2 separate regions of the Homo sapiens genome follow, and region 2 is linked to region 1. Evidence: chromatin loops called from intact Hi-C (ENCODE). Cell type or tissue: heart right ventricle. All regions are shown on one strand. Each heading gives the region's core, and the rest is flanking DNA. Links, peaks and the distances in the headings are about the cores only. Region 1 overlaps TM4SF4 (transmembrane 4 L six family member 4). Region 2 overlaps LOC107986045 (a long non-coding RNA gene).

Region 1 (4,390 bases), core at 294-4,293:
ATTGAGAATAGTGGGGACCTCTGAGGAGGGAAGTTGGCAGACTTTGGAATCAGATAAGGGAGTCTTCCTTTGCGGTTTTTGTGCTATGGGCATACTCTACCTGGTCTAAGTGAATAAATGGTGAAGAAGGACACTACTGTGTTGTTGTCAAAGGTATGGATTACAGGCAGATGGATCTGGATCTGAGTTCTGGTTCCTCCCTCATGATCTTGGGAAGTTAATCTTTTTTATTCCAGTTCTTCTTCTGTAAAATAAGGCTCATTAATAAGTACCTGCCTTACAGATAATATGTAAGATAGCCTAATTAGTAAAGGCACACACCTCTCGAAAATCAGATCATCCCCACGTGGGATAGGCTGCTAGTAATCCCCAGTGCCTCACTGATAGGACACCTAGAATTATTTTTCCTGTTCCCAAGGTTTGGATAATTTCCCATGACATTAACAAGCACTTGATCAATGTCATTATTATATTATAGTATTTTTGTTATCATATCCTCACACACACTTACTTTCCACAAATACAGAGAGCATAACTCTGGAGAGAAAAAATTCAACGGGCTAATTCCCTCGCAGCTGCTCAGTGCACATATTCTGCTCACATGGTTAAAGAAATGTATATAGCATACACTGCAAATGTTTCCCTTGAAAGAGTAGATAAGAAGGCCTGAGATCATATGTCCTCTAACTCACCAATTGCCAGCTTGAAGATCTCCCTTTCTGTTGGGCTCTGGAGACAGACAGGTACCATCAGATCCCAGCTGTCTCCACACATGGTGTGTCCTGGGGTCATGTAGGTGCTTATGTTGGCCAAAGCATGTCCTTAGGGCATGGACATTCCTCCTTAGTAAGGAGGAATAGAGATTACCTGAAGTGTTTTTTCTTCTTAAAAATTAATATCCTCTATTTTTTGCCTGTGCTAGGCTTGGGAAGGGAGTGGGGGAAGTGGCAGTCAGAAACTTAACTTGCAGTAGCCCCAGTTTCCTCATTTATAAAATGAGGAGTTTAATGCTGAATTCACAGGGTTATTGTGAGGATTGAGTGTGATAAATATGGAAGCCCGTTTCCTCTCCTAGGTGTTCACTTACTTCATCCATCCAGCAAGTACTTATTGAGGATCTATGTGTCCTCCATACCCTAGGCACTTAGTTGGTACTTCCCTTACACCAAATGCTTGCAAAATCTTCCCCTAGAACTTACAACATCCTTATGAGAGACAGTAACTGCCAGGATCCATTTTGTAGCAGAGGATTTTGAAGCATAGAAAATATTTACTGAAGATGCCGGCGTGGTGGCTCACTACTGTAATCCCAGCACTTTGGGAGGCTAAGGCAGGCAGATCAAGAGGTCAGAAGTTTGAGACCAGCCTGGCCAACATAGTGAAATGCAGTCTCTACTAAAAATACAAAAAATTAGCTGGGCGTGGTGGCCGGCGCCTGTAATCCCAGCTACCCGGGAGGCTGAGACAGGAGAATCGCGTGAATCCAGGAGGCGGAGGTTGCAGCGAGCCGAGATCGCGCCAACCTCTTGCACACCAGCCCGGGCAACAGTGCAAGACTCTGTCTCAAAATATAAATAAATAAAAATAAAATAAAATATGTAGAAGTAGAATAAAAATAGGAGCTTAGGGAGAAAACATCTGGAAAAAAGAAGAAATAAAATTCCATACTTTATTTTTTTTTCTTTCAATATATTCCATTTCTCTAAAGGAAATGTCTTTCTAAAATATTCCTCAAGTTGGCTGTCATTCCAAGGAATGAGGAGGTAGATTAGGGATGCTTTTGGCCTGCAGGACCTCTGCAAGAGGGAGTCCCCAGAAACGCTCACTCAGGAGGTGTCTCTAGGGGGCACTGATGAGCCAGGCACGGGAAGAAGTGCTGACCACAACACACAGACCGCATTAGGACCTGACCAAGACCTTTCTTCAAAACAGGGAGGTTGATCATCTGGCCCTGCCTGTGGGTGGGGCGGGCCTTGATCTATCTAATATGCTTTAAGGATGGTGAAATACATGCCTACCCAACACATATCCTCATCAGTCTACCTTTGGTCTCATTATTAAAGACACTCCTTTGAGTCAAATCCAAGATTTACAAAAGGCTCTTAATAAAATACGTACTTAACATAAACGAGTTGACAAAATTAATTTGCTCCCCCACTGCGCCCCAAGAGATCCATTTTTTAGAAGGATTAGAGGGCAAGAGATGCTGACCAGCCACCGACATGCTGCCAAGAAGCCACTGGGAATCTCGGGTTTGGGAGGAAGAAGCTGTGACCTGAAAACAAACCCAGGCCGGGGTTCTTACTATTTTTGCTCCAGGGCTCACTTTTCCCGGCTCTCCTTTAGCCTAATTTATTTGAAAGAGCGCAGGCCTTTGGAGCTCAGCTTCAGTCTTGCTCTGCCTCAGAGGAGAGCCATTTTCTCGGCTTTACCAAGAAACTATGAATCAGGTGATCCAAGATTCTTTCCAGCTTATTGTCTTGCTTTATCTCTGCAGCCACCACATCCTGCTTCTCCTATCTCCTACTTGGTTTTGCTACCCGAGGAAAGGGAAGAGAATGGTGCAGTTGGCCTCTGGGGAATGTTCCAGAAAGATATAATGCAGATGAGAGAAGAGAGAGAGGAACCGGGAAAATAAATGACAGAAAGCAGACTGTAGAGAGGACAGAGGATTCAGCCCAGCAGCTGGTGGCCCAGTCTGTGTCTGCCTCACAGGCCTTTCCACCTGCAGGGCTTCCTATGCAATGCTCCCTATTGCAGTGCTCCACAGAAGCCCCGTGTCCCCGAAGGAGCTGGGGCCTGGAGGGGAATGCGTGAGCCTTTGGAAAATAATTCAGAACTTCAGCAGTTTAGTTCTCCCCAAATTAGTCTGCAGTTTTTGCTTCTTGTCTGACAAAATGCAAATACCTCATTTTGGAGAAATGATTAGCCAGGTGAGGTGGTGAGCACCTGTAGCACCAGCTACTCAGGAGGCTGAGTGGGGAGGATTGCTTGAGTTCAGGAGTTCCAGAAGTTTGGGACCAACCTGGGCAACATAGTGAGACCCCCCAATAACCTCAAAAAAAAAAAAAAGAAAAGAAAAGAAAAAGAAATGATTATTGTTTGATGCTCCAAAGCCTTAGAACATAACATTAAGCAAACAAGAGTCTGAAGCAGGGGGCATGAGCTCAATGGTCTTAGGGGCAGGGAAGGGACCCTAACTGAGTAGAGCAGCCAGGGTGGGCCCTGTGGAGCTCAGCCAGGCCCAGTGAAGGGTGCTGTTGTGCCAAAATGCAGGCTAGGGGTGCCAGATTAATTTTTTATTTCTTGGGGAAAAAATGTTCTCTCTCTGAATTTTTAAAAATTGGGAGCTGATTAAAAAACAGAACAATCGGCCAGGCGCAGTGGCTCACGCCTGTAATCCCAGCACTTTGGGAGGTTAAGGCAGGCAGATCACCTGAGGTCAGGAGTTCGAGACCAGCCTGGCCAACATGGTGAAACCCCGTCTCTAACAAAAATACAAAAAAAATTAGCCGAGCATGGTGGCAAGCACTTGTAATCCCAGCTACTCGGGAGGCTAAGGCAGGAGAATTGCTTGTACCCAAGAGGTGGAGGTTGCAGTGAGCTGAGATTGCATCATCTCACTCCAGCCTGCTGGGGGACAAGAGCGAGACTTCGCCTCAAAAAAACAAAATAGAACAAAACAAAAAAATCAAAGACAAGAAATCCTTCTGCTGGCTACCCAGCATGTGGTCGACCCTGGCCCAGGGCAGCCGTGCTAGGTGCCTTGGTTTACAATCTGGCACAGCTGGTCCTTTGATGGACACTGCCTCATGATTTGGATGGTCAGTTGGTCATTTGGAGGAGTTATCCTCAATTCATGCCAAGGGCAGGTTCCACATGGAGGCTTAGACAGCCCCCACAGACAACCTATATTGGGAAGCCCAAATATTTCAGATCCTATTGACTCAAAATTTTTTTTAATGAAATGTGCTTATAAAAACATTTTTTTTCCGGCCAGGTGTAGTGGCTCATGACTGTAATGCCAGCACTTTGGGATGACGAGGTGGGTGGATCACCTGAGGCTGGGAGTTCCAGACCAGCCTGGCTAACATGGAGAAACAGCATCTCTACTAAAAATACAAAATTAGCTGGGCATGGTGGCACATGGCTGTAATCCCAGCTACTTGGGAGGCTGAGGCAGGAGAATCGCTTGAACCCAAGAGGCAGAGGTTGCAGTGAGCCGAGATCGCGCCATTGCGCTCCAGCCTGGGCAACAAGAGCTAAACTCCATCTCAAACAAACAACAACAACAAAAAGACAAACTTTTTTTGCCTTCATCTTGGATTTCATTTACATCTGATTTTAAAAACCAAGTTTTGTGTAATACTTAGAATGCTATCTCACTTCT
Region 2 (4,390 bases), core at 86-4,085, 520 kb after region 1:
CAGCTTCTGTGAAACTGGCGGTTTAGGAATAGTGGGCTTGCATGTCAGGCCTGGAACCATGTGCTGGAGCTGAGCAGCAGCTCCCCCTATGGATGGGGGACTCCCCTCCAGTTCCTTTGAGTCCTGCCTTGCCTATTGTTGAGGACTGAGTTGTGTCCTCACTTCCTGTCATTCACATGTTGAACCCCTAACCTCCATAGTGACTGATTTGAATGAAGATAGGGCCTTCAAGGAAGCAATTAAGGTTAAATGAGGTCACGAGGGTAAGGGGAAGAGACACTAGAGAGCTCTCTCTCTGCATGCATTCAGGGGAAAGACCTTGTAGGGAACAGTGAAAAGGTAGCTACAAGCTAGGAAGGGAGGCCCCACTAGAAACTCACCTTGATGGAACCTTGAACTTGGACTTCCAGCCTCCAGAACTGTGAGAAAATAAGTTTGTGTTGTTTAAGCTACTCAGTCCGTGCCATTTTGTTATGGCAGCCTGAGCTGATGAAGCCAGCCATGCACCTCACTTACTTTGTGCCTAGCTTCTGAGGTTATCTGTGTCGAGGCCCCTGCTCTATGTGTGGAAGTTAAAAGAGCGAATTATCCTGTTCCTCTACTTTGTCTACTGGCAGAGAAAGTTAGAGAGAGAAATAATTTGTAACAGAGGGCATCATACAAGTGATGTACAAACTGGCATTGGAGGACAGAAGAACTGTCTGTGGCTGGGATGGGAGGGACAATGCCTCTTCATTGTGAGGAGTGAGCGTGTCAGATGGGTGTTCAGAGATTAGGAGGATTTCAGCAAGTGGTGAGGGAATGAAGGGCAGGAGCAAAGGCATCCAGGCATGAAAGTGGATGGTAATCCAGGTTTGACTGGAGTTCCAGGGTACGTTGCAGGTGGAGGGTGTGCAATCGGAGACAGGGCCAGAAAGGGAGGACAGGGTCTGATCAGAGCCCTGAATGCCACGCCATAGGATTTAGTTTAATTCTGGAGTGAATGAGGAGTACCTGAGAAGCTGGAAGAGGGAACCCAGGGGCTGAAAGATATATTTTAATTGATTAATTCTCTGTTTACTGAGAACATCCGTTGTGTCGAGGCACGGCAGATCCAATTGTGGACAAATAGAAGTCAGTCTCTGCCTTTGCGGAGTTGACAGAAATAGATGATTAGATTTATAACAACGTTAGGCAGTGAGGAGTGCTATGAAGAAAATACAGCAGTGTCGGGATAGAGTGTAATACTGTGGGTGCTAGTGTAGATGTGCGTGCTCAGGGAAGGCATGACATTCGGGCATAACCCTGAATGAAAGCGAGAGGGTGAACCATGTGGTATCTGAGAGAATATAATTCTAGATAGAGGGACAATCAAAGTGCAAAGGCCCTGAGGCAAGAACACAATTGTGTTCAAAGAACAACATAGAGGCCGGTCTGGCTAGAGTAAGCAATGAGAAGAATTGTGGGCAAGGAAGTTGAAGTAGTCTCCTAGTCATACACAGGCTAGGAGAAGGGCACATTTTGGACCAGTACACAAATGAAGTCCTCAAACAGAGCTGACTGCGGAAGACAGGGCTTTAGGGACAGGATGAGATGGATTACCCATCTCCCAATCTCTGGATCAATTGTGTGCGGTGGCAGCCCTCAGTGGAGAGGGATAACCGAAGTCCTGTCTCTCCCAAAGTTCAGACCGTCAGCCTATAACTGTCCCCAAAGAAGGGTGAAGGCAGGGACAGGGTTTATCTGCTTCCCTAGCTCAGAAGCCCAGGCGGTTCCACAGGGGATCCGGGAGAATACAAGTGCTCCTCCTCTAACAAGCACCACACTGCCGCTTAATGTTACAGGCCTCTGACAGATGAAATCAAACCTGTTTTGGCCCTAGAGTGAAATGATTTATTCCAGCAAGTGGAAATAGGAAGAGTTGAAAGGCAGTACAGGCCAGAATGTGGGTTGGCTTCGTAGACTGAGTAATGTGGGTTGGCTTGGTGTAATTCGTTTTTGGAATACATTTTTTTTTAAGGTTTAGTGAGGAGGAGGTAAACAATCCTTTGAGAACCATATAAAGCTCTGCCTCCAGCGTGTGATGGTCAGAGAGCACGGTCATTGCCTTTGGCATTCTCTGCTAAGTTTTCACCCTTGGTGTTTTGCCTTTTCCTTCTTGCTTGGCTGGGAGAGTTATGAGCTCCTTAGGAAAGAATGTCCTGCTTTCTCTGTTGGCCCTGCTGAGGGGCAAACATTAAAAAAAAAAAAAAAAAAAAACCATTAGCTGTAAATCTCTGTGGTAAGAGTGCCCTCTTCTGGTTCGGCTTCTTTGTCTTGAGCTGCCAGTTCCCTAACAATGCTGTTTTTAGGCTTCCGATCTTTTTGATGAAATAAACTAGCAAAGAAAAAAAGCAAAAAAATACCATTGAGGATACATTCATTTCACCCAGTGTTTCTAGAACCCCTTCCACAGTTCTAATTCTTACTTGGCCATATTTTCTGAAATTTCGGACCCAGACTTTCTTTGGGATTTACACTTAGCCTTTTGCGAATCCAGAAAAACAGGTAAAAATAGTAGCATTTCAGAGCTTGGAACGGGTGTTGCAATGGGTTCGTCTGGTCACTTTTATGCTTCTGTTTCTATGCCATTTATTAAGTGCCTACTCAATTTATTGAATATTTGAGGGCCAAGCATTCTCCTAGGCCCTCCAAGATCATAAATGAGATACAGCCCTTGCCTTTGCTAAGAATGTCGTGGGAAATATAGATGAGTAACAGAAAATTACAACATCAGCTGACAAATAACTGAGATGTGAACAGGTGGTTATAGGGGGACATGAAGGAATTTCTTTGGTTATTCAAGCCCAAATGTGAGAAAAATCAATGCCTCCTCAACTCGAATTGTTCCTGTAACAGTCACATCTCTTTATGTACTAGATCCAGGGCTCTATGATGAGCAAATCGTGATGGGTTTAATATATTTCTTCTACTAAACCCCAAAAATAATTTTAGATCTAAAAGGGACATGAAAATATGTCAGTTTTCTCCATTTTTTTTTCTATGTCAAGGGAAAAATTTTCTTTTACAAGGAACATTTTGAGAGGCTCTATATATCTAGCTTCAAGTAATTAAAATTGGTTTTAATTGTGGAATACCAATGCACAATTCTGTGTGGGGTTTGCTAGAAATCATAGATTCAATAGAAACAATTTTCCTCCATATAAAGGGAGAGTTATATTTCATGAGACTCTCCAGAAATCATTCTTCCATTCTGGTCTCTTGTGACTTTTCTCTGTGGGCTCTAACCCATAATCTTGCATATATACAGCTCAGGATGTTACTTAGTGTCCCAATGGCCTTTAAGGTTGTATTTTGTTTTATTTTAGAAAATTTGTTAATGAAATTTTCTGTTTTCTTCTATGTCCTGGATCTTTTGCATAAGAAAAGCTTTAATACAAAGTAGGAGAAGGAGATGGGAGGCAGAGAGGAAAGAGAGAATTCATTTGTGAGCTACAGCAGTCTTCCTGTGTCCATCTCTTGGCTATAAATTCAGATAAAACATGTCAGTGATATTTTAGGGGATGCTTCTCATCAGGTATATATGGTGTTGCTTATTTTACTTTATTTAAAATATTTATTTTATTTTTAACTGCCTATGCAAATTTATCTGCATAAATCTGGTCGCTTTTTTCATTTCTTTTTCCAGTATTGGTTTTAACTCTCAATCATGTACTAAAGAAAGGACTTCTAACTTTTAAATTAGAACTGATAAGCTTTCTTTCTCATAGGACATCTATTTCTAGGTTCCAGCTTTGGTTCACTATACCTTGTCCAAAAATATCTTCTAAACTCAAGAATTCCTAAGGGGGCTTTGGAGCGAGAGGTATCCACAAAATTCTTAGATTACACCCTGAGAAACACTGATGTAGGCACTGTTTTTCTGATTTGAAATTAAAAATCTCAAATGGACTTGGAGGAACAGAGGCTTAATGTAGCTCTGAGCCTGCTCAGTTCTGAGCTAGTCTCAGTAACCAACTGTGGCTGGAGACACAAGGGCTGTACATATACACAGATGGCAGGCAATTGAGCTTTTCAATTCTGCTTCCGTTTTTTTTTTTTTGGTAGGAGCAGAGTTGCTAGATCAAGGATATCAGTTAAACATAATGCTCAAAATGGCAGTGAGGAGCAACCAGTGAGGGAAGCGGCAAGACTGACGGGACAGGGTGAAGGCTCCTGAGTTCCATTGGCTCTGTCATTCATGGGTGATGTTCCAGAATGAGCAATGTATGTGTTCTGAGCTTCAGTTTCTCTATCTCTAAAGTAATTAATAGTGTGCTCCTTGGAGGTGCCTCATGGAGAATGAGCAGCGAGGGGGCAAGGGATCCTCACCTCTGTTTCAACTTACCCTTTCAGTTTTTAATTCTATTTT

What was found. A loop is a pair of places that touch in the nucleus more often than their neighbours do. Peaks named below come from ENCODE experiments on the same cell type or tissue, not always from the same donor. Only the 100,000 strongest peaks of a DNase experiment are listed, where the experiment ranks them.
Region 2: it touches region 1 in a loop (5-fold over the local background); 24 of 110 quality-filtered maps call a loop at or near these places.

What each region holds. Positions count from the first base shown.
Region 1 is chr3:149,478,049-149,482,438 of GRCh38, reverse strand. The region is part of intron 2 of TM4SF4 (transmembrane 4 L six family member 4); the gene reads right to left. Among named protein-coding and RNA genes, the nearest start is that of TM4SF4, 5.5 kb to the right of the region's middle. RefSeq lists an enhancer at 1,743-2,037. In heart right ventricle, for the core only: CTCF peaks have their summits at 1,627 and 1,839 (motif pointing right); a DNase peak (open chromatin) is centred at 1,878; H3K27ac peaks cover 1,642 bases.
Region 2 is chr3:148,953,548-148,957,937 of GRCh38, reverse strand. LOC107986045 (a long non-coding RNA gene) reads right to left here. Exons shown (of 3, transcript XR_001740565.2): 3 at 1,850-2,356. Among named protein-coding and RNA genes, the nearest start is that of GYG1, 36 kb to the left of the region's middle. RefSeq lists an enhancer at 1-427. In heart right ventricle, for the core only: CTCF peaks have their summits at 86 and 2,286 (motif pointing left); DNase peaks (open chromatin) are centred at 1,738 and 2,262; H3K27ac peaks cover 1,087 bases.